Regions from separate parts of the Homo sapiens genome. Here regions 1, 2, 4, 5, 6 and 7 are each linked to region 3. Evidence: chromatin loops called from intact Hi-C (ENCODE). Cell type or tissue: endothelial cell of umbilical vein. All regions are shown on one strand. Region 1 has its middle 11 kb from the start of IFNA2. Region 2 has its middle 13 kb from the start of IFNA14. Region 3 overlaps LOC107987053 (a long non-coding RNA gene). Region 4 overlaps MIR31HG (MIR31 host gene). Region 5 has its middle 5.9 kb from the start of IFNA1. Region 6 has its middle 13 kb from the start of MTAP. Region 7 holds the start of MIR31HG (MIR31 host gene).

Region 1 (4,000 bases), 78 kb before region 3:
TAGAGTAAGTAATCGGTAGGAACCCTTTCTAGGGCTATGAAGAAGATGCACCAAACACTTTGGCAGTTTTACTAGCTGGAACTAATTCAGTTTTACTTATGTTTTTTGAAAAAGGCAGGAGGATAGCTTGAGCCCAGGAGTTCAAGCCTGCCATGGACTGTGATCATGCCACTGCACTCCAGCCTGGGCAACTTAGCTAGACCTGGACAACTTAGCTAGAAATAAAAATTAAATGTTCTTTAACCATTCACTCCATGAGTCACTCTTATCATGGTAGCTCCTTCTGAGCAAATGTGGTTTTTTTCCCCAAACACCTGCATATTCTTTCTTGTAGCCTCCTTCTACTTCTTGTGGGTTTCTTTCTCTCATTCATACCCGTGTGCCTTTCTTAAATGGGGCCAACTTCAGGCCATCATTTCTCTCCTCTCCTTGATTCAATATCTGTGATTTTACTTGTGAGTATAGATATGAGATCCTCTTTTTAGAGAAAGGGTTAATAATTATACTTGATAATTTTGTCTGTCATATATGATTTAAACTTGAAATATTGGGTCACAATCTAACCAATGTATTACAGGTGCTACATGAATGATTTCATGACGAAGAGACCTCAGGTTATCATGGTTATATGGCAAGGTTTCATTAAAATAGTTTTTATTCTCTACATTTGTTTGAGAATAAAGAACACATTCCTTGCTGCTGCCTATATTTTCTTATGGCACATTAATCCTGAATTGATTACTAATTAAATGTTTCAATGTTGCTCTGATCATGACCACCAAGGGCCTGACAGACAAATCACACAGGCTTCTTTCAGTCTTTATCAAAAATGGTGATGATGATGATAGCAACTACAAATTATTTTCCCCTCTCTGAGGGACTCATTTAATCCCCTCACTATAATCTCATTTACCAAAAAACTGCATGCTAACGGAGTGTATGTAACTAAAACAATCTAGTAAATAAAAGGCAAATCTAGGTTTCAAAACCTAGATTTTGTCAGACTCCAAACTCCACCTCCTCACCCACAGCATTACGTGTCTGTGCAAACTGCATGTACTGAATCATCACTTATTTTCTAGAAAGCCTTCCACTTTACTTATAATACACTGATGTTCCTTTATGGTCTACAATTCTCAAATTGATTACAAATTATCAGATACTTTCACCAATGTGTGCCTCACCTACAAATATGTAGATGTGTTGACAAAATGACAAGGAAATATCTTGACCATTTTATATAGTTGGCAAAATGAAATTAACAGTTGGTAATTATCTCTGAGAGTCTAAAGCGTAATCAACAAAGTTAATAATCATCATAATTATTGGTATAAAATAACCATATTTACTATGGCCCAGGTGGCTCTATATGTTGCTCAGTTAATTCTCACCGTAAGTTCACGAGGTGCGTGGGAGACAAGACCTGTGAGACTTATGACCTCTGGACCAGAGAGTGAGTTTCTTACAATTATTTCAGTGACTCCTGTAGAAAACAGAGCTAGTGGCTCTTGTGGGTGGAAAGGAGAGGATACTTATGCTTCCAATTTACATGACTATGGGAAATGATTGGGAAAATAGAAGATGACATATGCTGATGAGTGAAATGTGAAGGATGGAGGAGAGCAGAGCAGGTGAGGAGTGGCATCAGCAGAGATCAGGACACGGAGAATTTCAATCACCAGCACAGCAGTGACACTGAGCACGCGACCACTGCTAACAGCGCACAAAGCTGCCTTTGCTGTTACAAACAGCCGACAGAGGGCGCCGGACCAGCGGTAACGGACCCACCAGCGACCCTAACCCGCGGTCGCCCCTTCCTCAAGGAGACCCGCGCTTGGGGTCCGCAGAGTGGAGGCCCGGGCGCTTGGGGATTAGGGTCCGCAGGCCTCGTGAGCAGCGAGTAAACGCCGCCTTTCACGGCTCTGACTACAGAGGGAGAGCTCTACCGCCGCCTCCCCCGAGACATTTTTCTCATGGAACATTTTAGCGAGACCGTTTTACCAATGTGCCAGTGTATTGAGGGGACTGACGGCTCAAAATCAGATCGTGCCGTAGTCAGTGTTAGAGATTCAGGGCCATTTCTGCGGAGAAAGACCCGAATTCGGAGAAAGGGGAAAATCATGAACAATCAGGAAGCGAGCTTACAAAGTGCTGTCCACCTTTCAGTGGACAGGGCACCCCGGGGGAAAAGGAAAATGTGTGCCCCAATGTAGGTGATTTTATTAAGTTTTAATGGTTATTTTTTCCTACAACAAAGTAGTTGAAAAAACTGAAAACTATTAAAACACATTATTTTAAGTTTAAATATGCCAAGACCAGACTTTTTTTTTTTTTTTTGTAAGTTTCTGATTTTAATGTAGGCAAACATCAGAATATTTTCAAAATTACTTTTCTGCTTACTCATTTTCAATTAAGAACATTACCATGTTTGGCAATATCTCATGAACCAATAACTGTCTTCCTTAATTTCCACTTATAGGAACTTTTAAATCCTAGTTGTTTTAAGCAAGGGCTTTCTATGAAGCATTCAGCTTTATATGCTGTATAGTCATGGTTTTCATTGGAGAATTTTATTAACATTTTCCACTTGGTTCAAAATGTCATCCCACATAGATAAGTTGCATAAAAATGTGTAATCTCTTTGCATTAAGATGCTTTCCATTTCAGCATAATGCAGGTTTGCATTTGGTATCATTTACTGCTTAATACATATCTTAAGTGCCAATACATCGATTTTTATTTTTATGCCCTAGATATCCTTAAGTGTTTTTAATGTAGTGGTTAATACAGACATGATAATTTCCCATCTGCTAGTTGAATTCAAAAATGTAGATATACCCTTTGTACAATACTTTTAAAAAGTTATCTTAATTCACAAATGCAGATTTTTACATAAGATTATGAGCTGAGTAAGGCACAAATGTGACATAATCATTTTGGGTGGGAAATAATGGCTTTTATGCCTTTGTGTACACCTGCCACCATTGCCTCATTATCATATACTTGGCTAATGTCATTTTTATGTCCATATCATTTTCTAGTTTATTAACAATTTCATGAACTAGATATATTGAAGTTTTTCATTTTAAAAATGTCAAAACAATTGTTAACATCATTCTAAATGTGAACATAATGGACTATATATATTGTATAATCAAAAAATAAAGTATTTTGTTTTTATATTCTTTTTCAATAGTGGTTTATATCTAACATGATTACCTATAACATATGACTTATTTTGAACTTTATTTACAAATAAGACTCAGAATCTTTTGTATTACTAATTATATGAGTAGCTATACCAATATTATAATAACTGAAAAGCTCAACTAAAATTGAGAATATTCCAGAGTTTGGGCTTCTAATACTCTGGGACCTTCTAAAAGGTTAATTATTTTTTGCACAAAATAAAACAATATTGAAAATCACCTGCAAGAATTTTCTAACATTTTTGTTTCTCTGATTTTATTGCTTCTGTAAGCATCATCTAGTAACTTAGGAGATTGAAAGATTTTGTAAACTTTCTATTTTAGGAAACATGATGAAACATCAAAACTTCATGGTCACAAGTTTTGTTTGAGTTTTACAAGTCTTTGAATATATTTTTGAGGTGCTAATATTTGATTACATTGTATTACTGATAAAACGTATGCATGGAAAATTTTAAAAGGATTCTTTGGAATAAAAGAGGATGTCACAATGAATCAACTCTTCATTAGAACATTTTTACAAAACCAGTTTTTTGAAAACATTTAGCCATAATGGAACAGATTCTCAAAAAGCTGAATCTTGTCTTTTTTAGAGGACAAGCATGAACAACTTTTTAGAGGGCCAAATGGGACACAGCCATAGCAGACAAATCTATATACCATAGCAGACAAATATATATAATTACACATATTGTGGTATTTTTTTACCATGAAAATAACAGAGCCAGATGTGCTATCACATGCCTGTAACCCCAGCTAATCAGGAGGCTGAGGTAAGAGGCAGGAGGATT
Region 2 (4,000 bases), 66 kb after region 3:
AGAGATAGAAATGCCAAGAGTTATTCCTCTCCACTGTGTCCTTTAATCCTGATTAAATTATAGGTATGGTGTTATTAAACTACAGGTATGGTGATATTAAACTATAGGTATGGTGACATTAGATTAAACTATAGGTATGGTGATATTTCATAAAAATTATAAACTCTTAGGGAGTAATAAATAATCAATTTGTAACGAATATAACAGTCTTGGAATCTCCATAAGATAGAAAAGTGAAACTAGATCAGAACATTTCTCATCCCCAATATCTGAAGTACGGAGCAAACTTGGATGGAAATCAGTCAAAAATAATACTAAAATAGCAGCTATGACTAAAAAACAGAAAGCAAAATAGTGTGCAATTTTTTGATTAATTTGTATCTGAATTTCAAAATATAAAACTTAAGTAATTACTTGTAACATGGAATTTAAGATTCTGCATTGAATCTATATTTTGCCAGGACATGTCTGTGATCCTGGGTAACTTACTTAACTCCTCTGAGCCTCAAATTTTAAAGATGTAAAGTAAGGTAGAAAGATTTCTAGAGGAGTTGTGAATATCAAACAAACTAAAACATGTAAAAGAACTTAACAGATTATCTTCCACTGAGTCACGGCTTAACAGATGATGGATATTTCCTCATTCATTCATATAGATCTATCTGAGAATAGTCAACTCTCCCATCCCTCTCTATAACTGATTGGAAAATGCTGAGAGCCTAAAAAGAGAATTGAAGACAGTCTTAGAGAAGTATGAATATTAGATACACTTGACATTAAAGATAAGTCTGACTGATTTTTTATTCAATAAGAATGTGACAGCTTGTAAATATCTGATAAAGGAATTAGTCTCGTAGACTAATGTATTATAAATATATCTGTAAATTGGTACTCTATACATTTTTTGGCAGTTCTTGATAATGGTAGTGGGAAATGTAGCCTGATGTGTGTATGTGTATATATATATATATATATATATATATATAGTCTCCTCCTAGACTAACTATATATAAGTCTGGGAGATTGAATATCAGTCTAAGAGACTGATACTTGTTTCAGATACTATATATTATATAATATATAAATAGCATGGGCTTTATAGCTATCTATATTTATAGCATTCTTTGCTGATTCTGATGCCTGCCACACTCTCCCTTCCTCTCTGCTTACAGGATTCAATTCTTTCACTCCCATCTCACAATAGCTTCCTCCCTCTCCAGTGTAGAAATCCCAGCGTGCTGTCCTCATTCACTCACCAGCAACCCGCACTGCCACTCGTACAGCTGCTTCCTGTTCCCTTGTGGTTTTTGGCTGTCAGTTTTCCCCTAAGAGCACAAAGTCATCAAATAAAAGCAAAAGTTAAGTGAGAGTTCTAGGTTTTTCATAAACATCCATATCAGAGGTCTTTTTTTTTCCCTCCTGGTGAAAAATTTTGGAAATGAATGAATACTTTTGTTAAAATGATGTAACTTTCTCTAAAGAAAAAGGAAATGTCAAGATTTATTCTACTCTGGAGGCTGTTCAGTTATTTACAGAGGATGACAGCCACCTACTGGCCATGATGACAAAGACATACACCAACTCTGTGGAGAGTCAGCTTTTCTTTTCTATAAAGAATTCTGTCCCTTTGCAGAATTTTCTTCATAGGTAAAAAGGACTCTTTCTCAGAAAGAGCTGAACCTTATATTGGAAGAAGCCCATTTCCTTCATTTTTTTTATCATAGAGAAGGAAAGTACTCCCAGCTTCAAGCAGGACATGTCCTTTGGGCAGTGGACAGCTATGTAGAGAGAGAAAGGGTAAGAATGTGTCCCTTGACTTCAGCCCCCTGACTCATCCCTCCTTTATGTATTGAGCTGCACTAGGATTCAGTACAGCCTGCCAATGTGGGTGTAGAACTGTAATGGACATCCATTAAAATCTCCTGTTTGAAGGTACATTAGCTCTTTCTTAATAGTAAGTTGCTAATTTTACAAATTCATTCCTTAGATCATGTCACTTACATTCATAATAAGGAGAACATTCTCTGTTATTTTCAATAATGACTCAACTTGCATCCCTTCTATTTTCACTCAGTAGTAAGAGAGAGAACAGAGATCTGTAAAGGGATCAGAAGATACAATTCTTGCCAAATGATACCCAGTAGAAGTATCAATTTGGGTAGAATTGGGGAAACATTAAAGTGATCTGTGAAATGGTGTATTTGAAGAAGTTAACCAGGAAGCATGTGTGAATTGCTAGGTTAGTAGGAAGAGGCTTCAACTTAGGACAGATTTCTCAATTCTTTGCTCAAGTTACAGACCCAACCTTTATATGGCTCTTTTGAAATGGAAGAGGAGAGAAATTGGGAAATTCAAAGTTATATTTTACAATATATTTGTTCTTTGCCTCTCTTTCATTAGCTACTGAGTGTGGGGGGCCCAGTTTAGGATCAGAAAGAAAACATTAACACTTTTGAATATACCTGGTTCTCTCTCCTCTGTCTCTTTGATGGTTTAACACCTTTCATATATTAAAAACCCTTTTATTCCTGACTACTTTTAAGCTTCTTATTTCTTTAATGTTATTTTTGTTTTTTGTTGCTTATCATTTCAGTGGGCAAAAATTGTATGATGTGGCTGCATATTGTCACCTTATCCTGAAAAATGTCTGTAACTATATCCTGAACATATCGAGAAGTTAATTTTTTATATATTCTAAAGTATTGGAGACCCAATGAAAGGAAGTGGCAGAGCTGGCAGAGAGGAGCCCTATTATAGCCTGCCTCATACAAGTCCCTGGACAGTTCCTCTGGTGAGGAACACATGGAAGCTTAGTCCCTGCCCTGACTCCATTGGAACAGATACAAGAGATCATGATACAGTACCACCTGGAGACAACGGGGCTTTGTGAGCTCACGAGGCCAAAGAATGTAACCACCCCTAGATTTCCCTTACCTGGCAAGCTCAGCACTGCAGAGGTCAAGGATGTTTTGCTGGGAACAGAAACACAGTAAATAGAGAGAGTCCTGCCCACAACACTACACCCAATGAGCGGGTAAAGAATACAGGAGCTCATTTGTGCCTCTTTTTAGGGACTTCCAACATTCTGATTCCGCTAGGAAGAGACTCCACCAGGCTCAGGACTCTCATTTGTTGAAAAAAGCAAAGCCCACATTATGAAACATGAAGACAGAGCCAGCAGCAGCTTTAGAATTTGGAAGGAGGAGAGAAGACTGGAAGGTCCTCAGAAAATGGAGTAGCAATGGAAGCACTGAGTCAACTGTTCAGAATATTCAAATCAGAGGGAGAGAAGATTGAAGTGGATGCTGAGAGCATACAGTGCTCCCGTGGAGACATGGCCAACACTGTCCCCTGCATGGGTGACACTGATACTACAGCAGCCTGTAGAGTATTGGAAGGGACAGGGTTACTTCAGTGTCAGCTGCAAACTCCTGTTTCCTCCCTAGTACCCATCAAGTTCTCACACTACAGGCAAACTTATTTATGGGGCCAATGCAATTCAAGGCATCTCTTAAATTCTAGTCATAATGCAGCCTCCTTAAAGGCAGTAAAAAATGAAACAATGCCTGAACAGAAGGGACACAGCAGGTATTTGAGTACATTTCAATTGGGCCAGAGACTTCCCAGCAGGACAGATATCAATAATGCATGTATTGAAGAATCACAACTTCTTCTCTTTTTTTTGTATTCTTTTGTTTGTTTTTTGTTTGTTTGTTTGAGATGGAGTCTTGCTCTGTCACCAGGCTGGAGTGCAGTCGTGCGATCTCAGCTCACTGCAATCTCCTCCTCCCAGGTTCAAGCGATTCTCCTGCCTCAGCCTCCCGAGTAAGTGGGATTACAAGCATGCACCACCACACCCAGCTAATTTTTGTATTTTTAGTAGAGACAGGGTTTCACCATATTGGCCATGAAGATCTTGATCTCCTGACCTCGTGATCCACCTGCCTCGGCCTCCCAAAGTGCTGGAATTACAGGCGTGAGGCACTGCACCTGGCTGAAG
Region 3 (4,000 bases):
AATTGGGAGGCAGTAGAAACTGCCACTTTGTGACAACATCTGTGGCTCCTGGGAGCTTAAACAACATCAGATTTTCCTTTCCTCTTCTGCAAAATTGAGACAATTTTAATAGTTGTCACATAGGAAACTGCAAAGATGAAATAAAATAAAGTTTGCAAATTACTGGCTGAGAATCTGAACATGGTAAATGATAGTTACCTTTAATTTCAATGTAATAAATAACATAATCCTGTATAGTCCACATTTAACCAAATCCAGACAAGAGAAGCTTTGATTGCAGCTCCCCTGACATTCCTGAGGTCTAACACGTTGATGTCCCTCAAATTGAAACTCTAGGAAAGGGGACTGTCTGTAAAACTGTGAAGGAGCAGAGCCCAGGTTCCCATTGTCAGAGTAGTGCCTTGCACAGAGGAAAAATTGTACAGCCCCCATGAAGCTTGTTCCAGGGAACCAGTGTCTCAGCAAGTTGCGATAGAAAATGGCTGCTCTGTGAATAGTATAAATAAATAAAATAATCCCTTTACTCAGATTCAGTTAGTTTCAAATCACCATTGATGATTATTTTTAGGCCCAAGTAAAACATATTTTGTAAACCATTTTCCTAGCCTTTACAACTCTCTAACTCAACCCTAAAAAAAAAAAGGTGATTTGAAACTAACTGAATATAGTATTATATAAAGTTACCTATAGATATATACAGAATATACACTTACATATTTATATATACATATTTAAATACAAATAAATAAGTAAATATTGTAATGTATTTAATAACATACAATATATGTTATATGCTATATTGTATATGTGTATATATAACATATCGTATATATGTTATTCTATATAAAGTATATATTGAAGTATATATATTAAAATATATAAATGTATACATATTTTTACACATTATATTTACATATGGATTTTTAAATGTACAAAAACATATATAAGATATATAAATATATATTCTTTTTTTTTTGACAAAAGTCTCACTCTTTTGTTCAGGCTGGACTGCAGTGCTGCTGTCATACCTCACTACATCCTCGAACTCCTGGGCCCAAGTGATCCTCCCACCTTGGCCTCCCAAATAGCTGAGACTATAGGTGTGCACTACCACACCTGGCTAATTTTTTATTTTTTGGTAGAGATGGTGTCTCCTTCTGTTGACCAGGCTGGTAAATCCTGGCCTCAAGCAATCTTCCTGCCTTGGCCTTCCAAAGTACTGGCATTATAGACCTGAGCCACCACGCCAGGCCTATATATTCTTTATGTATATTTAAATACATATGCTTAAATTATGTATACTTATATATTTAATAATATACAAATTTAATATATTTTAATATGTTAAGTATAATATAATAAGCATATATTAAATTATATGAGATTGTAAAAGTATATAATACTTAAAGCTGTATATACTTAAGTATACATAATTATATTTACACATATTAATTACAAAATACATAATCTAAAAATGTAATGTATATTAATATAAGTATATAAACTTATTTTATGTTACATAAAATTTAAGTATATACAAGCATATATATACATATATATATTTCTGGAGGGAGGGGGATTGGAAATGGGACTACCTTGATTTTCAGCCATGGAAAAATCACAATACTTTGCTGATTCTGATGGCTGCCACACTCTCCCTTCCCCCCTACTTACTGGAGGATCCCATTCTTTCATTTCTGTATGACATTAGTTTCCTCCCTCCCCAGCGTAGAAATCCCAGGGTGCTCTCCTCATTCACTCACCATTAACCTGCACTGCCATTCATACAGCTGCTTCCTGTTCCATTGTAATTTCTGGCTGTCAATTTTCCCATAAGAGTACAAAGCCATCAGCTGAAAGCAAAAGTTGAGTGAGAGTTCTAGGTGTTTCAGAAACATCCAAATCACTGGCCTGTTTTTTTTTTTTTTTTTTTTTTTACTTCCCTCCTGGTGAATAGTTTTGGAAAAGAAGGAATATCCCCATTACAATAATGTAACCATCCCTGTGGAAAAAGGAAATAGAATGCAAGATCCATTTTACTCTGGAGGCCGTTGAAATATTTACAGAGGATGAGAGCCACCTACTGGCAAAGACGTGCACCAAGTCTATGGAGGGCAGGCTTTTCTGTTCTGTAAAGAATATGTAACAAACCTGCACGTTGTGCACATGTACCCTAAAACTTAAAGTATGATAATAAGAAAATAAAAATAAAAAAATAAAAAATAAGAAAAAGAATTCTGTTCCCTTGAAGGAGATTTTCGTTCATTTGTAAAAGGCCATCTTTCTCGGAAAGAATTAACCCTAATATTGGAAGAAGCCCATTTTCTTAGCTTTTGTATCACAGAGAGAGAAAACACTCCCAGATTCAGGAAGCACATGTTCTTTGAACAATGGGCAGCTATGTGGAGAGAGAAAGGGTCAGAACGTGTCCCTTGCCTCCAGCCTCTTGACTTGTCCCTCCCTCTATGTTTTGTGCTAGACTGGGAATCAGTACAACCTGCCAATGTAGGTGTAGAACTACAAGGGAAATCAAGAAAAATCTCCTGGTTAAGGTACATTAGCTCTTTCTTAACAGTAAGTTGCTAATTTTACACATTCACTCCTTAGGTCATGTCCCAACTTTATAATTAAAACATTTTCTGTTATTTTCAATGATGAGTCAACTTGCATCCCTTGTGCTTTTTACTCAGTAGTAAAAGAGAGCAAAGACATTTGTAAAGGAATCAGAGGATACAATTCTTGCCAAATGATATCAAGAGAAGGTATCTATTTGTGTAGAATTTGGGAAGTATTAAAGTGATCTGCAAATAGTGTAATTGAAGAAGTTAATCAGGAGTGTGTGTGAGAATTACTTAGATAGTAGGAAGAGGCTTCAATTTAGGAGGAATTTCTTATTCTTTGCTCAGGTTACAGACCCAACCTTCAGATTGCACTTTTCAAATGGGAGAGGAGAGAAACTGGGAAATGGGAGAGGAGAGAAACTGGGAAATTCAGTTATATTTCACAATATGTCTCTTGTCTCTTTCTTTTACCACTGAATGTGGGGTACTCAGTTTAGGAGCAGGGGAAAATATTAAAAAGTTTAATATACCTGGTTCTCTCTCTTCCTTTCTCTGTTTGTATGATTGTTTAACGACTTTCAAATATTAAGTCTCCTTTAATTCTTGGTTATTTTCTATACTGCTTATTTCTTTAATGTGATTTTCCTTTTTGTTGCTTGTCATTTCAGTGGGCAAAAATTGTACGCATATTATCATCTTACCCTGAAAAATCTCTGTGGCTATACCCTGATCATATTCAGAAGTTAATTTTTTATATATTCTAAAGTATTGGAGAACTGAGGTGAAGTGGTGGCTGAGCTGGCAGCAAGGGGCATTGTCATAACCTGCCTCACACAGTTCCCTGCCTGTGCAGTGCCCCTGGAGAAGGACACATAAAACCTTGTTTCTGCCCTGAATCCCTTGGAGGAGATACAGGAAGTCGTGGCACAGTGCCACCTGGAGACAGCTAGGTTTTGTGAGATCAAGGATCCAAAATGAATATGGTCATGCCTGGACTCTCCCTGCCTGGCAAGTTCAGTACTGCAAAGGTTAAGTACTTGAAGTTAAATACTGCTAGGCACAAAAACATAGTCAATAGAGAGAATCTTTCCCACGTGATTATACCCAACGTGTTGGTAAAGAATGCAGAAGTTCATCTGTGCCCCTGTTCAGGTGCTTCTATGTTCTGATTCCTCTAGGAAGAGACTACACTAGGCTCAGGACTCTCATTTGTTGAAAAAAGCAGAGCCCACATTATGAAACATGAAGAAGAAAAGGCAAGCAGCAGCTTTAGAACTTGGAAGGAAGAGAGAGATACTTAACACATTGACTGGAAGAGCGGCAGGTCCTCAGGAGATGGAGCAATACAAATGGGAGCACTGAATCAACTACTTAAGATTATTCTGATCAGAGAGAAGATTAAAGTGGATGCTGAAACCACAGAGTGTTCCCATGGAGAC
Region 4 (4,000 bases), 140 kb before region 3:
TCATCTGCAAACAGGGACAATTCGACTTCCTCTTTTCCTTATTGAATACCCTTTATTTCTTTCTTTTGCCTGATTTCCCTGGCCAGAACTTCCAATACTGTGTTGATAGGAGTGGTGAGAGAGGGCATCCCTGTCTTGTGCCAGTTTTCACAGGGAATGCTTCCAGTTTTTGCCCATTCAGTAAGATATTGGCTGTGGGTTTGTCATAAATAGCTCTTATTATTTTGAGATACGTTCCATCAATAGCTAGTTTATTGAGAGTTTTTCACATGAAAGCCTGTTGAATTTTGTCGAAGGCCTTTTCTGCATTTATTGAGATAATCATGTGGTTTTGTCTTTGGTTCTGTTTATGTGATGGATTACGTTTATTGATTTGCATATGTTGAACCAGCCTTGCATCCCAGGGGTGAAGCCAACTTGATCTTGGTGGATAAGCTTTTTGATGTGCTGCTGGATTCAGTTTGCCAGTATTTTATTGAGGATTTTTGCATCGATGTTCATCAGGGATATTGGTCTAAAATTCTCTTCTTGTTGCGTCTCTGCCAGGCTTTAGTATCAGGATGATGCTGGCCTCATAAAATGAGTTAGGGGGGATTCCCTCTTTTTCTATTGATTGGAATAGTTTCAGAAGGAATGTTCCATTAATTCTGTTCCATTAATTCTACTAAACCATATATTCCATCATTGGTCAAGGTCACCAGTGACTTCTGTTTTCAGATTCACTAGGATAGTTTGGTCTTCCTTCCCTGAAAGTACCACCATCCTTTCCTGATTAGTCTTTCCCTGATTCTTCCCTATTTTGTCTTCTAACTGCACTGGCTATCAGCCTCAGGGCGTTTTGCAGACTCTACTCTTCAGCCCTTCCTTTAACTGCTGAGGGTCTGCAGGATAAAGTTTATGTCCTCATCACATTCTCCCCTCTATTTATGTGACTACATCCATTCCCGTACCCCGATAATCAGACATAAAATAAAGAACCCCAAATTAACACCTTCCCCCATGGCATTCTAGACACATAATTCCCACCTGCCAATAAGACGTGTACTTACATATCTCCCATGCACCTTAGGAAGGATATCTAATATTTTTTCCTTCCAAGCACCATTTATACCTAAAGCTTCTGATGTGAGAACATCACTTTTCTTTACTTCTCTTTGTAGCATTTAACATAATTGAAATAATATAAATATTTGTCCTGTTTTTACGTCTCTTTCCCTCTTAGACTGAGAGAAACTGTGTTTGCTTTATTCACCTGTATTTCTTTAAGAAAACCCCACAGTTTGCCATTTACTCAATTTATACATATAATAGGAATGAAATGAATGAGTTAATACATTTTACCATATTTTCAATTTGGTTTACAAAAAGAGAAAGTAGACATTGTTTTTAGAATAGAAACATTTACAGAGTTTTCTTTGATATGAATTTAATAAAACAAAATGCAAACTTAATATGAAAAAGTGAATGTTTTATAAATTTTAATACGATGTGAAGATGAAAATATAAAATATATAAATATCATAAATACAAGGCATGAAAAAAAAGAAGGAAGATAAATAAACAGCATCAGGGCAGTTATCTCTGAGTTACGGATGCCCCAGGAGCTGAATGTTTTTGACATAAACTTGCTTTATGCTATTAATAAAGTATTTGCTAAAACTAATTCAATAATTTCTGATGAAACAGAAATGAGCTTTTTGAATATCCAAAGTCACATGTACAAGTGTGATATGGCAGATTAGTCAATGAGAATCATTTCATGATGAGCCCAGGTCTTCATCCTTACTTCTCAATCTTTCTTGCAAACTTGTGGATGAAAAGGATCTCATGATTTCCACTCTGACAACTTCCCAGGCACAATCTTTATTTCTTCTCTTTCAGGTAGAGATGGATTCCTGGAAATACCTCCTCAAGGCCAGTGTAGAGCCCTCAATCACCCACTGCCCCCAGCTTCTCCTTCTCCCATCTCCTGCACCAAGCAGGTCTCCAGGTGTTCCAGCTGCTGATGACGTAAAGTGTGGAGTTGGTCCAGGAAGGTCATGTTCCATGCAGCAGAGGAGCGCTTTGTGTGAGAAGTTGAAGACCTGCTGTAACACATCATAGAGGAAAGACATAGCCTGGGCCTTCTGCAACTGGCTGACTTCCACCTTCTCCTGGGGGAATCTGAAGTCACTTCTGTCCTTTAGACACAAGAAGGGAGAGATTCTCCTCATTTGGCCCAAAAGCACCAAGGTGTTCCTGCCTAGCAGGCCATGGTTCTGAGGCAGGTTATATCCTAGAGATCCAGAAGAGCCACAGCTGCACACCTCTAGGGCTGCCAGTAGAGGGAAGAGGAGGGCCATTGAGAAATCAGGATGCTTTTGGCCTGGTTGAGCTGAGGTCTTCATAGAACCTTGGATCCTAGGTTCTATGAAGACATTCTATCTATGCATGGCTTTAATGGAGCACAAATAGTTTTCATTTTTCTGAGCATTTCTCTAAATTTTTAATTCCATTTATTGTTTTCATTTACATGTCTTCTATATCAGCATCCACAACCTTTTGGCCACCAGTTTGGTGGAAGATAATTTTTCCACGAAAAATGGGGTCAGGGAGGGAATGCTTTCAGAGGCATTAGATTCTCATTAGGAGACCACAACCTAGATCCTTCGCATCTGCACTTCACAATAGGGTTCCTGCTCTTTTGAGAATCCAATGCCACTGCTGATCTGACAGGAGGCAGAGCTCAGGCGTTAATGCTTGTTGGTTGGCCTGCTTGCCTCCTGCTGTGCGGCCCTGTTCCTACCAGGCCAGGACCAGTACCCCGGTCCATGGATGGGGGTTGAAAAACCTTGTTCTATATGACCTAAAAGGAGGTCATCACTCTACACTCTTGATTTTTGCAATGGATGTTCAATATTCCCAGTAAACTTAAGATATATCAATCCAAATGAATATTGATCAATCAGATGAGAAACATCTTTGTGCTACTGTTAGAAGTATATACTTTTAGCCCAGATCCTAGCCTCCAGTTTTACCCTCCATTTTGCATAGGAAATCAGGATCCCTGGGCCCTATGGGTTTCTGTATTCAGTTAGGAAATTACCTATCTCTGGAAATTAAACTTTTTAGGACTATCTTTGTTTGATATTTGATTCACAGAAGACGTTGATGGTTATTAGTGAAAGAACTTCTCTGGTGCTTCCCTCCTTCTAGAATATATTCATTCAGGTTCATGTGGTTATGCTTCCCTGGGGGCTCAAGCTTAGATCAATGAACATTGCCTTTTTTGCATTATTTTCTTACTGGAGAAATATAGCACTCCTCAGGCTGCGCCAATACCCCTAAAAGAAATTCTGTTGGTTTGTTTTTTTTTCTTTTTTAAGATGCATATGGGTGTGGAAATTTTAATCTTAAAATAATGTTATTTCCTCAGCAGTGATGATTCACAAGGTATTTATCACATCAAGTCACTCCCTAAATGCAGGCTCACCACATCCTGATGACTTTAGAACTCCTTTTCCAGGGAGGTTCTTGCTTCTTTGTTGCCAAAACAATAAATCCTTTGTGACCTTTGTCCTTGCTCCTAGAATATTTGGGTGAAGGAGTATATGCTGTCAGTGGTGACCTCCTCTTCTTCTGACCCATGCCCTAGGTATCAAAGTCTCAACAGCCCTAGAACGCTGATAACAAAGGTTTGTTTTGTCTAAGTAGGTAAAGGAATTATCCAATTGTAATCATTTTATCTTCAGTAGTTAAATAATTTTTATTTCACCAAGTACAGCTTTTATTCTTTCTTTAACTCTTTTGCTATCTTTAATTCTTTTAAACTATTAACAGTTTTTATGCTTAAAATTTATGAGCTATGCACAGGAGAGTCAAAGATGCTGCTGCCTCTCTTTAGAGGCTCATATTACAGAAACTGGCGACCCTCAGTTGTTCACTAGTTCAGTGTGATCTGTTGAAGTTTCTTACATCTCTGTCTACATGAAACTTTGACGGTGCAGGGCAGTGAGCCCCA
Region 5 (4,000 bases), 120 kb before region 3:
AGAGGAATGAGATATCTAAACTCTAGACAGTCTTTATTTTCAGTCAGACACTGTTTTTAGCACTTGCATAATCGATGCTCACTTAGCCAATAAAGAATACTTTTGTTTTTCGTATTTACTGAACATCTACCATGTCCCTAACCCCATTTATTCACTGGAGATATCACTGACCAAGGCACACAGTGACAGATTTTACTATTGTCCCCATTTACAAAAGAAACAATGAAAGCACAGGAAGCTATTAAGTTTTGGAGCTACAGTTTGGATGCAGAAAATTCAACTCTGAAGTCTTAGCTCTTACATGCTCTCTGGGAATATTTCGGGCCATAAGAACCAGAGCTGATTTATAGACCAGTCAATCCTTTCCTAGTAGAGTCCTGCCTATGTAATGACAGAGTCTTTCTCTTCAGTTTCCATTTGTCTCCTTCACTGTAATGCCCCATTTGCTCATGGCAACATTACAATGAAATTGGGCCCCGCTTTACTTATGCTCCTTGTAAAGGAGTATATACGTTATATTCTAGTTTTGTCTTCTTGAGGATACACTATCATAAACATGAGTGTATTTGTAAAACATGTTGTTTGCCCCAGTAAATGTATTCATAAACCCTATATATTTCTATCCATTTAAAATTCTACATAGTACTATTCTTTTAATCAAATATGCACCATACTTTAGATTTCCACCTGTGTAGCACAAATTTAAGAAAGAACAAGTCATTGTCAGGCTACAGACATGAACTAAATCAGAGCTAAACCAATGAACTAAGGCTCAGAGCTCAGGGAGAGCACACCTGGAAAGGTTAACTAAAGTAAAGGAATTATTAAAGGTGTGGAAATGGAAACACTTCTGGAGAAATGAGGAGAGTCCATGGCATTAGAGGATGAGGACTGAGATGACAAAAGACCCTGAGTCACCTGACTTGCCAGCTGGTTCATGCCTTTTATGTTGTAGGTCACCAGAGTATGCTGCAGTGTTGATTGTACTGCCTTAATTTAAGGATCTGGTAAAGAAAAATTTATTCTGACACTTGGTATAACAGTAAGGAAGGCTTTATTTAAAAGTATTGCAACAGGTGTCAAAACTATCATGATAGGTGCATTAGTTCTTGCATTACTATACAGAAAAACCTGAGGCTGGGTAATTTAGAAAGAAAAGAGGTTTAATTGGCTCACGATTCTGCAGACTCTACAGGAAGCATGGCTGGGGAGGCCTCAGGACACTTACAATCATGACAGAAGGCTAAGGGGAAGCAGGCATGTCCTTCATGACCGGAGCAGGAGGAGAGAAGCAGGGGAGGTGCTGCACAATTTTAAACAACCAGATCTTGGAATAACTCACTCTTGCCATGACACCACCAGGGGGATGGTGTTAAACCGTGAGGAACCGCCCTATGATCCAATCACCTCCCACCAGGCCCCGCCTCCAACACTGGAGATTACAATTCCATGTGAGATTTTGGCGGGGATGCTGACCCAAACCATATCAATACGGGAGAGAGACCCATTGGTGCTCAGCTCATAAATCAGCAAAGACAGCCTGGGGTTTATACCCAACAAGCAGAATGAGGGGGTCAGTGGATAGAAAATCACTAAAAGGAGACATCAAAGGTAGGGGGATCCTTGCTAACCTGAACATAATTCTTTCTAAAGGCAAGCCAGGGTAATTATATATTGAGTGCGTGGGATGAGGATTTGATCAGATATCAGATTTTCATTAATTAAATTAGAAATATCTTTTTTCCTAAAAAACTGAAGTGTATGTAGAAATGTGAATACTCATACACAAAAATGCCCACATACATTTTTTTCATATATAAATATTCTCTTCTATGTCAGGAGCAAAATTTTTGCCCTGATTCTAAGCTACATTTTACTCTCCATGCTTTACATAGGAAATCAGGCGCCCTCTACCGGATAGGTTTCTGTATTTGGTTGGCAATTTACCAGACCATCTGCGACAATAAGCTCTTTAGAACAAATAATTGGGTTTTGTTAACTCTTTTATTCACAGTAGAAGCTGTGATCATGTTTCTCTTTCTTCTAAAATACATTCATGCGGGTCCATATGATTACGCCTCACTGGGGCCACCAGGTCAGGATTACTATAGACATAGCCCTTTCTTCCCATAATGTTCTTACTGAGTGCTCCTCAGTCTGTGATAATATCCTGCCAAGACCAGCCCGGTCAGGGCGACCCTAACCCAGGGGCGCTAGAGGAATTAAAGACACACACACAGAAATACAGAGGTGTGAAGTGGGAAATCAGGGGTCTCACAGCCTTCAGAGCTGAGAGCCTGGAACAGAGATTTATCCACATATTTTTACAGCAAGCCAGTCATTAGCATTGTTTCTATAGATATTAAATTAACTAAAAGTATCCCTTATGGGAAATGAAGGGATAGGCCGAATTAAAGGAAAAGGTTGGGCTAGTTAACTGCAGCAGGAGCATGTCCTTAAGGCACAGATCACTCATGTTATTGTTTGTGGCTTAAGAATCCCTTTAAGCAGTTTTCTGCCCTGGGTGCGCCAGGTGTTCCTTGCCCTCATTCTGGTAAACCCACAACCTTCCAGCATGGGCGTTATGGCCATCATGAACATGTCACAGTGCTGCAGAGATTTTGTTTATGGCCAGTTTTGGGGCCAGTTTATGGCCAGATTTGGGGGGGCTTGTTCCCAACAATATCCCTAGCAAGAATCCTGGTCTTTTCCAGGTGCATGGGGATACGGCGATTCAAATTCTAAGATAATTGTATTTTCCCACCATCACTTCACTCACAAAGTTTTTATCACATCCAGTAACACCCTTTCCTCTAGAGTGACAATGTCCTCAACTCAAGCTCTCCCCAGCTCATTCCCTGAGGCAGGCTGACAACTTTTGAACTCTTTCACTAAGGAGGGGACTATTTCCTTGAGCCAAAATAATTAGTCCTCTAAGACCCTTGCCCTTTCCCCTAGAGTGTTTGTGTGAAGGACTCTGCTTCTCAGTGGTTACCTCCTCCTGTCCTGACCCCATATCCCCAGGTATCAAATGTGTCCACAGTGCTCAGATACTGATAGCAAAATTTGTTTTGTCTAAGTAGGTGGAAGAATTATTCAATTGCAATAATTTTTACTCAAGTAAGCAAACAATTTGTATTTTGCCAAGTATAGCTTTTATTGCTCCAGTCTTATTTTTATTATCCAATACTTAAAACTATTGAATACTTGTTATATTTGACCTTTCAGAGCTAGGCACAGGGGATTCAATGATGATTTTGTCTCTCATAGAAACTAATATGACAGAAACTAGTGACTTTCAGTTGTTCATCCACTCAGCATGATTCTCTTAGGGTTCTTTGTTACTCTGTCTCACCCTGGTAATGCAAGGCAGTTAGGCCCAGGCTATTATGTCAGGGAGAAATAGCCTTCTTTCCTTTACTCATTTGTGGTTTTCCATTTTAAATTTTTGTATAATTTCTGTTCACATGATTTACTTACTGGGCAAAGTTTGTCTTACTCTTTCTGTATTACATTCTAATTCATGATGAAGTAACACAAATAAAAAGAAGTAAAAGGCAAATAAGCCACATAGTTTTCCTCTGTACTTTTCAAGATTTCAGATTTTTAGTTTCTCATTTGAACTTTCCTAAAAAGCAAAACATGACATTATTTGTGAGCAAACAGAAAACAAACGTAAGTACAAATGTCATGAAAGTGAAAGAGGGAAGTGACTTTCTAGTGACAAAATTGCAAAGCGTAAGCTAGCAAAATTCAATGCAACCAAATTGAGGAGTAGGTGCTCTGGCAAAGAAGAAGAATGAAGGCCAATGTTGAGGTATACAAAGGCAGGGAAATGGCAGCTTCTGCTAGAGGCTCCAAGAAGAGCAACTCCTGGGTCAATGAACTGCCCTCAGTTTTGCAAAACCAGCTACATGACGTTTCTTTCATTGAGTCCACATTACTTATTCCCTTGCATTTTATTATAATATGTATTTTTTATTTTTCTAATACATAATAT
Region 6 (4,000 bases), 470 kb before region 3:
AAACTCTCAAACCATTTTTCCTGTGCTCTCACACCATAACAATCAACACAGGAGACTTCTGTGATCCAAAAATATGTGTTTATTTTCCCCCTCCAGCAAGCAAGCAGTCAATTCTGCAGGAGGACCCAGCTGGGTGTCCTCTAATTTAATTCCAACTATCTACCCAGATAAATCATCAGATCCCACAGGTTAGGAGCTTACTCCCACAAGCCCATCCCCTCCTTCCCCCCGGTTGCAAGTCCAGGCTTCTGGAACTTCGGACTGACTGGCTTCAAATTGGGGTTCCCGTGAACCTCCTCCCCCCACCTTTGGGTTCGATTAATTTGCTGGAGTGGCTCACAGAACTCAGGGAAACACGTTTACTGATTTATTATGAAGGGTATTTGAAAGGATATGAATAAATATCCAGATAAAAAGATACATAAAGTGAAGTCTAGAAGGGTCCTGAGCACAGGAACTTCTGTTCCCATTCAGCTGGGGTGCACCACCTTCCTGGCACGTGGATGAGCTCTTCATTTCATATCATGGAGATATGGCGGTCCTGTTGTACTGGTGATTGTTTCAAGTGGCTGGACTGATGAGTAGGCATGGAGTATTGGTGATCATCTAAGAAGCATCTTATCCAACTGTGAAAATATCTCTGGAGCAGAGGTGTGCAAAGGGAAATATGATGTTGCTGAGGGCTTCCTAGAGCTCCCCAAAAGTCATGTACCAGATACACAATTTTTTCCTAGACCATCTGACAATAATTGCCACAATTAAGTTAAAGCATTAGACACAAATCTTGCTCGTAAAGTAATATATTCCCATCAAGCTCATTTATCTCTTTATTTAAAAGTGTCGGCCGGGCACGGTGGCTTCCGCCTGTAATCCCAGCACTTTGGGAGGCCGAGGCAGGTGGATCACCTGAGGTTGGGAGCTCGAGACCAGCCTGACCAACATGGAGAAACCCCGTCTCTACTAAAAAATACAAAAATTAGCTGGGCATGGTGGCGCATGCCCGTAATCGCAGCTACTTGGGGGGCTGAGGCAGTAGAATCGCTTGAACACGGGAGGCGGAGGTTGCAGTGAGCTGAAATTGGGCCATTGCATTCCAGCCTGGGCAACAAGAGCAAAACTCCATCTCAAAAAAAAAAAAAAAAGTGTTAGTTTATAATGCACTTAAAGAGGAAGCAACAAGTTGTCTGTTCTGTGTGTCATGAGTGGATTATATTATGTTCACTGATCCAGCCCATCCTCTCCCTCCTCCCCTCTCTTCCCTTCACCTTCTACCCTCTTTTCCTCTCTTCCTCAGGTTACTTATAAGGGCAGCCATCACAGATTTGCTACAACTGAACTGACAAACTCAAAGGACACTTCAAAACAGATTTCAATTGAATTTTGTCTTGAGATTCTTCATTTTTCTTTCCTTGTCATGTTGGCCACAATTTGGTATCCAGTTATCTCAAATAGAGTGTAATTCATAGGTTCATGATATAGTTATGTTCATTAGATGAATGAATAAGTGAATGACTAAATGAATGAATGAATGAAGAACACATTATTATGGTTTTAGTTTTAGCAAAAGAGGAAGTTCAGAAATGCTAAGGAACCTGAACACCAGGGGGCATCAAAAGTTTGCTTTCTTTTTTTTTTTTCTCAAACCTGCCTTTTAAAATAGTCTAAAACTTGAGTCATATTGGCTTCATAAGAGAAAGTGCGAGAGAGAAAGGGGGAAGGGAAAGAGAGAAGTTATAACTTAAAGGTTAATTCTAAAGTGGTAAGTGTACTCTACTGCAGTTTACTTAAGTTGCTTCTACAACAGTGCACGTGGTTTTTCTCATAGTTATATACCAATGACCAGCAGATGACACCACTTCTTATGACCAGCAGATGGCACCACTTGACCTTATGGGTCAAGGAGTACAGTTGTAGGACCAGATTTTGGAGGATAAAGAAACATATATAGGGGATGAAATCTTTCACAAACTTTCTGTAGAAAAACTACTAAAGTAAAGTAAATATTAAGTAGAGAATTAATCCCTGTAGGTCTCAAATACCTTAATTTTTAAAAGGTAGAATTTTAACCAGAGGTATATTGTTCATTTTGAAACAGATAACTAAAATGTTTTTACATGTCAAGTTTAAGCCTCAGAAAAGGTGAGCTGTAATTGATAGAAATAATTTGGATTTCACTGTGTACTTTTAGAATATTCCTTTATCAGATTTTTCAATGACCAATTAATTCACAGATATTAGCCAAAAGAAAGACAGTTGCACACAGACACAATACTGTTAGATTACTGATTAATAGCACTAAATGATTTCCTCCATTGTCCTTGGCTATATAATTTAAGTGTCAACAGAGTACTTCAGGTTCCCTTATGCACTATCAGTTATTTACCTTTTCTAAACATTTAACTACTTTAGTTGGATACTTATAATCAGATAAAAACCGGAACAATGTCTGTAGTTAGAGTACTTGTAGTGCAAAGGAAAATGCAGACCCACTGGTTTTTGAGAGTGACAGCACTTGACCCGAAGCTTTAAACGTGCTTGTGAAACTTCCATCTGGGTGAAGGAGTAGAGGCCAGACTAGCACTTAGTTTCTTTTTAGATCTTCCATACCTTAGTCACGCAGATAAGTAGTAACTGCTTGAATGGGAATAAAAAGCATTCCGTCGGATTTCTGTGTATAATGAAAAGTCCCTGTCTTTGGCTCTTTGATTTCCCACATGAAGCTCAGCTTGGATATTACTACGATAAGAAAGAGCTCTAGAGAAAACAAAAGGGCATATTTGCTTAAATTGCTGTTTGCATCAAAAGAAACTGCTTAATGGGGTTATCGGTAGGTCAGACTGCACCCTGTTTTCACCAAGGCTGAATCAAGACCAGATGAATTCAGGAGGGCTGGGTGGGATTAGAGTCCTTAAGTGGCAGTATTTTAATAAAATTCTTCTTGGCAAAACTATCTCTGAGCTTTCTATTTTATTAGCAACTGAAAGATACATAAGAAAGAGATTGGAAATACTGAAGTGATCAACTACTAGGAAATGAACCTTAGGTTTAATTTTATTTCCACACAAAAAAACAAAACAAAACAAAACCACTGTGCCATATGGGAGAAAACATGATAGAGAAGCAAGGTCTAGACCCATACTCTCTGACTCTACACTATTTGGTGTTGAAGCTTATGACACTCAGCTTCAGTTTCTTCATCTGTAAAATTAGGGTGATTATCCAGGGTTTGTGTGAGAGTTCAAGTTAATACTTGTAAAGCACTTGGAACATGGTAAGTACTGAATGTGTTAATTATGATGATGATGATGATGGTATACTAGCTACTGCATGAGGTGCTGAGAATAGAGATTGAAAAGATACTGTCTCTGCCTTTGGGGAACTTAGAGTCTTTTAGGAGGAGTAAAGAAAATAAATAAGAGCCAAATGTTATAGATATAATAAGGACGTTATATACAGTTTTGGGATAGGGGGTGACAAGGTAGGGTATGGTGAGTTTGGCCTGGGTAGGGGTGAGGGATGCCTTGAAGAAAGGCCCTTGAGCTGAACTGTGCAATATGTATTTGCAGGCAAGAAAAGGGAACAAGGAAGGGCTTTTGGACATGTAGTGAAGGCAGGGCTGGGCAACATGTGTTGAAGGGCACCAAAGTAGGAACCAGTGTGGTACATTCAAAGAGCTGCCGTTCTTGGAATGTGGTTAGAGCACAGGGTGTGAGTATAAGGGGGCAGAGTGAGAGATGAAGCCTTTCGGGCGGACATAGGTCAGAGTCTAGCATTGGAAACAGGAATCCAAGGGTTAATTTGGAAATTAGATGAGGTTTGTTTCGCTCATTCATTCATTATTTATTTATTTATTTATTTATTTATTAGAGGCAAGGTCTCACTGTATTACCCAGGGGGACCTCAAACTCCTGGGCTCTGGGAACCTTCCTACGTCAACCTCCCAGGTAGCTGGAATTACAGACATGTGCCACCGTGCATGGCTAGTATTTTTAAAAAATAA
Region 7 (4,000 bases), 240 kb before region 3:
GCTTGTATACTACAGTACTGAATATGAAACCACATATTGCAATAAAAATAACTAACGATGGCCCATGCATTTCACAAGGCGCTCTCATACACCTGAAGGGGCAGTGGAAAGGTTCAGAGCACCCAGGCTGTCCCAAAGAGGGCGGAATCAAATCTGGGCGCAGGTGGGTACCCGGAAAAAATTCTTGGTGGAGATGGCATCTGAGAGAGGCGTCGAAGGACACGGAGGGTTGAGGATAGGAGAGAGGCCACTCCAGATGGAAAAACACCCTCGTTTTCCAAATGCCAGTTATACCACGGGGCCTGTGATAGCCGCCACGTTTCTAGAAGACCCCTAGAAGAGCAGGGGTCCGACCAAGGAAGTACTTCCGCTGTTCAATTTGCTAAGTTTGCATTCGGAGAGTACAAGGGCGAGCTCTGGCTCTTGCAGGTGGACTCCCTCTCCCTTAGCTCTGACTGCGAGAAGCTCCCACCCGCAAAGGGCTACTGTGCCAAAAGCGAGCGTAGTGGCCGCCGCTTCCCCCACAAAATTCCGTCACTCGGGAGCTGCGTTGCAGTGGAGAAACCTGGGTCCCGTCCGGGCCCAAGGGAGGAGGCTCAGCACGGCCGCTCCCGCAGCCCCGTCCAGGCGCCTCTTCCCTCCCCCTCCTTTCCGCGGCGGTCGCGGCGGCGGCTGGAGCGGGAGCCGGGGGCGGCGAGGGGCGGAGCCGGGGCGGAGCCACGGCGCTGGCGGCCCCGGCGGCGGCGGCAGGTGTGGATGGGGCGAAGGTGCGGGAACGTCCACTCCCGCGCGCCCCTCTCGGGGACCAGGGCGGCCTCCCAGGAGGAGCTTGGTGAGCAGCTGCGACCTGTGCATAACTTGGGGCGCCGCCAGGGGCTCGCAGGTTCCACGTCCGGCGCCTGGAGAAGGAAGACGCGCGTCCCCGGCCGCGGCGCCGAAGCCGGCTGGGGGACCGCCTGGTCCCGGGCCAGAGCTGGGAGGCGGTGTTCCGTGAGCCGCCTGGTCTGGGGTGCGGGGGGCGGGAAGCGGCCCCTTCGTGTGCGCTTGGGCGAGGCCGGGCGGCGCTTCTGTCCTCCTACTCGGACCCGCAGGTAAGCTGGGAGAGCCTTGGTCCCGCTGCGCGCTGAGCTGGCTAGGGAGGCGCCCCTCAAGGAGTTGAGGAGGCTTCGGGGCCTGGGCACACGGCAGTGGGCACACGGCAGTCGACACCCGGGTCCGAGGACCGCCGGCGCCCGTTGGCGCCCAAACGAGGATGCGCCGCGGGGTCCGGCGCATCCCGGAGCGCCGGCCGCCCTTGGCTCTTCGCGGAACCGCCGCCTCCTCTTGTCCAAATCTCAGGTCGTCATCCTGGCCCGAAGTCACAGGTTCGCTCTCTGTCCCTAAACCTCGAGGAAGGAGTTGTGTGTGTCCATGAGCGTGTTGGCGGAGAGCGCTTTCATACAGCGATGTTTGAGTTGAGCTCATTTTACCACCTAAAATTACTGTCACTTTAAAACTTAACTAAGCTTTCCCTTCTTAGAAGAGAAATTAGGCTTGTGGTTTACACCCATGGCTAGTAGGATTAAAGTTTGTTTTTGCCCTGTACAGCTGAGAAAATGTTTTGTAAAATCCTGAATTTTCCAACAGTACTTCTAAAAGAGCCTCCGATTCTCCAGCGAGACAATGGCAGTCATTAAAAAAAACACAGCGGAAATGTTCACTTAGAGCGGCTTCACTAGGAGAGAAGTTAAGGAAACCTTAGGCAAAAGTGACCCCTTAATTGACACCTTACAGGACCGTTTTTTTGACCTTGTATTAGTGGTAATAGGACTAAGAATGACAGCTCAAGAACTATACCTGGTTTGGAACTGAGGCTGTGGCCAGACGCCCCTCACTTTCCGGGGACCTCTAGTTTCTGGAATCGGGCCTTTGAACTTCCTTATTGAAATCCTGGCAGCTTTGAAGTGAAATTAGGAAAATGATCCTATTTATTCGCTGGAGTTTATTAACTCTGCATTAAAGTGTTTATCTCCTGGGCCAAAATTGAAACAATATTGTATTTTGCATTTTGTTTTAAATAAATTTTTACCAATTCAGGTAAAAATTGGATTTGAAAATGACAGTTAAGTCTAGGTTTATTTGTTGTCGAGTTTTGTATGAGGGGGCTGACTTTTAAGTTGTTTTTTAAAGTCCAATCCTGGTTATTTTTCATTGTCTTCAGAGGTTAATCTTTAGGTGAGAACTTTATCTTGATTTTAAGGCAAAAAAAGTAAAAAAGGCAGTGATTTAAGTCACCCAAAGAACTATAGTTCCTCCTTTCTCTTTTTTTCCTTAACTTGAGACAGAGCTTCCTGAAAATTGGGCAGCTGCTTTAATCTTATCATATAAAAAATGTTTCAAGTTGAATTTGGGGCCCTAAAATGGAAAATTTTGATTTGTGTTTGTTTTAATAGAATCATTAGACCTTATGGAATTATCAGCTTGGAGTGTTTATTTTCTATTTATACCATATTACTACTTTGTTGTACATGTTAATATTGCTTAGATGATAGGTAAATGTTTAGAGAAACCAGACTTTAATAAAGTACAGAATTATTCATTGGATGAAATTTTATAATTTTTCAGTCTTATAAATTCTGAAAAGTGTATAACAGAGACAAAGTGTTTAACCTATAATGTGGATTGTTGGCCCTTTTTGGAATTTTAAACGAGAAGGGAGGTATGAAATGCTTTATTCTATATTTAAGCATCTTTTTAGAAGTGGAAATAAATTGGAGGATCACTTTTATGTACAGTGTAATGGCTAGATAGCTATTCTAGAAACTACAACAAATGCTTGAGGAAGTAAAATTAGAAGGTAGTATAAAATTGTGTATTATATTTTTACAATTTCAAGGAGATTGCATACTTATAAATTTCATATCCTCAAGTGAAGAGTGTTGAACTGAATAAAATAGAATTTTTCTACATACCATGTTTTTCTCAGATTAAAAAAAATAGTCATCTTGGTTTGCCTAAAAAACTAAGCTGTAGTTAAATTTGGTTGGTACGTATTTGGGATAATTAAAAATACTTTAATTCATGTACTTTAACAGTTCTTTTCTTCAGTAACAGGTTTTTATAAGAAATGTTTTACTTGAAACATTGACATTTAATGACAGATGTCATTATATTTTTCATATAATTGCCACAGTTTTTCTTCATTGTGTGTATCTAGGTAGCTTTGGCATATAAACATCGGGGGGGCTCTAAACAAATTTTAACTGTAAAAAAGCAAGAGATGCAATCCCAGATTATTAACATTTGAGGAATGAAATCCAGCTTTAAGATAAAATGGCTTTTTGAAGACACTTTAAAATACATATAATGATAGGATTCTTAGAGAGTAATGTTTTTGGTAGTTCTTTTAATCATAAAATGAATTAACAAAAGAATTGATGCTTAAGTTTGAACAGCTTCTTGGTTTCACAACTATTTCCTTAGAAATAATCTCCCAAGTGATTCAGAAATTTTTATGGAAGTGAGGAAAAAAAACAGCAACTTTTGTTGGATCTAGGGTAGGTCAATCTTAACTAAGAAACAGCGAAATTTGATCTTTGTGTTATAAACTGTAGTTTCACTGAGGACTTCTTAACTATGTCATCTTTTTAAATACAATTAAGTGTTTAGAAAGTAAGTCAGTTATTTTATTTGTACAATATAAGTGCTTGCTGTATTTATGGATATTGAGGCTTTTTTATCCACATCTTATGTGAGAAGGCAGTCCAGGAAATTATTAAAATAATTTTGGTAAGAGTCTAGATGAAGGGGAAAAATCGATTGTATATATGTGTGCTGGTTTGCAGTATGGAGGGGAGTAAAAAGAGTCTGAGAACAAAACTTACTTTCGGACTTCCTAGAAGTTTCTGCTTTATTATGTAATTGAATTTTTTTGTCAGGATGTAGTTATTGGTTGTACTAAAATACAGCAGACAACAGAAAAAATAAATCTCATTTGAAAATCCTTAATCATGGCTTTATC

Evidence for each region. Hi-C counts contacts between places; a loop is a spot of excess contacts. Peaks named below come from ENCODE experiments on the same cell type or tissue, not always from the same donor. Only the 100,000 strongest peaks of a DNase experiment are listed, where the experiment ranks them.
Region 1: a loop joins it to region 3, with 5 times the contacts of the local background. A loop is called at or near these places in 79 of 110 quality-filtered maps.
Region 2: a loop joins it to region 3, with 4 times the contacts of the local background. A loop is called at or near these places in 11 of 110 quality-filtered maps.
Region 4: a loop joins it to region 3, with 10 times the contacts of the local background. A loop is called at or near these places in 38 of 110 quality-filtered maps.
Region 5: it touches region 3 in a loop (2.7-fold over the local background); 6 of 110 quality-filtered maps call a loop at or near these places.
Region 6: a loop joins it to region 3, with 6 times the contacts of the local background. A loop is called at or near these places in 85 of 110 quality-filtered maps.
Region 7: a loop joins it to region 3, with 5 times the contacts of the local background. A loop is called at or near these places in 4 of 110 quality-filtered maps.

What each region holds. Positions count from the first base shown.
Region 1 is chr9:21,394,068-21,398,067 of GRCh38, reverse strand. No RefSeq gene overlaps it. Among named protein-coding and RNA genes, the nearest start is that of IFNA2, 11 kb to the right of the region's middle. In endothelial cell of umbilical vein, a CTCF peak has its summit at 1,748 (motif pointing right); a DNase peak (open chromatin) is centred at 2,047; H3K4me3 peaks cover 390 bases; H3K27me3 peaks cover 917 bases.
Region 2 is chr9:21,250,734-21,254,733 of GRCh38, reverse strand. No RefSeq gene overlaps it. Among named protein-coding and RNA genes, the nearest start is that of IFNA14, 13 kb to the right of the region's middle. In endothelial cell of umbilical vein, a CTCF peak has its summit at 1,567 (motif pointing left); a DNase peak (open chromatin) is centred at 1,293; H3K27me3 peaks cover 811 bases.
Region 3 is chr9:21,316,559-21,320,558 of GRCh38, reverse strand. All of the region lies in intron 2 of LOC107987053 (a long non-coding RNA gene), which reads right to left. Among named protein-coding and RNA genes, the nearest start is that of IFNA5, 13 kb to the right of the region's middle. In endothelial cell of umbilical vein, a CTCF peak has its summit at 2,102 (motif pointing left); DNase peaks (open chromatin) are centred at 1,798, 2,058 and 2,398; H3K27ac peaks cover 248 bases; H3K27me3 peaks cover 494 bases.
Region 4 is chr9:21,453,826-21,457,825 of GRCh38, reverse strand. MIR31HG (MIR31 host gene) reads left to right here. Exons shown (of 3, transcript NR_152879.1): 3 at 1,882-3,558. It also overlaps the pseudogene IFNWP19. Among named protein-coding and RNA genes, the nearest start is that of IFNA1, 15 kb to the right of the region's middle. In endothelial cell of umbilical vein, a CTCF peak has its summit at 2,318 (motif pointing right); no DNase peak of the experiment used is centred here.
Region 5 is chr9:21,432,557-21,436,556 of GRCh38, reverse strand. No RefSeq gene overlaps it. Among named protein-coding and RNA genes, the nearest start is that of IFNA1, 5.9 kb to the left of the region's middle. In endothelial cell of umbilical vein, a CTCF peak has its summit at 1,921 (motif pointing left); a DNase peak (open chromatin) is centred at 1,926; H3K27me3 peaks cover 877 bases.
Region 6 is chr9:21,787,484-21,791,483 of GRCh38, reverse strand. No RefSeq gene overlaps it. Among named protein-coding and RNA genes, the nearest start is that of MTAP, 13 kb to the left of the region's middle. In endothelial cell of umbilical vein, CTCF peaks have their summits at 1,625 (motif pointing right) and 1,828 (motif pointing right); a DNase peak (open chromatin) is centred at 1,703.
Region 7 is chr9:21,556,580-21,560,579 of GRCh38, reverse strand. It overlaps MIR31HG (MIR31 host gene), which reads left to right and starts at 782. Exons shown (of 3, transcript NR_152879.1): 1 at 782-1,091. RefSeq lists an enhancer at 1,221-2,007. In endothelial cell of umbilical vein, no CTCF peak of the experiment used is centred here; DNase peaks (open chromatin) are centred at 549, 1,719, 1,889, 3,499 and 3 weaker places; H3K4me3 peaks cover 2,476 bases; H3K27ac peaks cover 3,862 bases.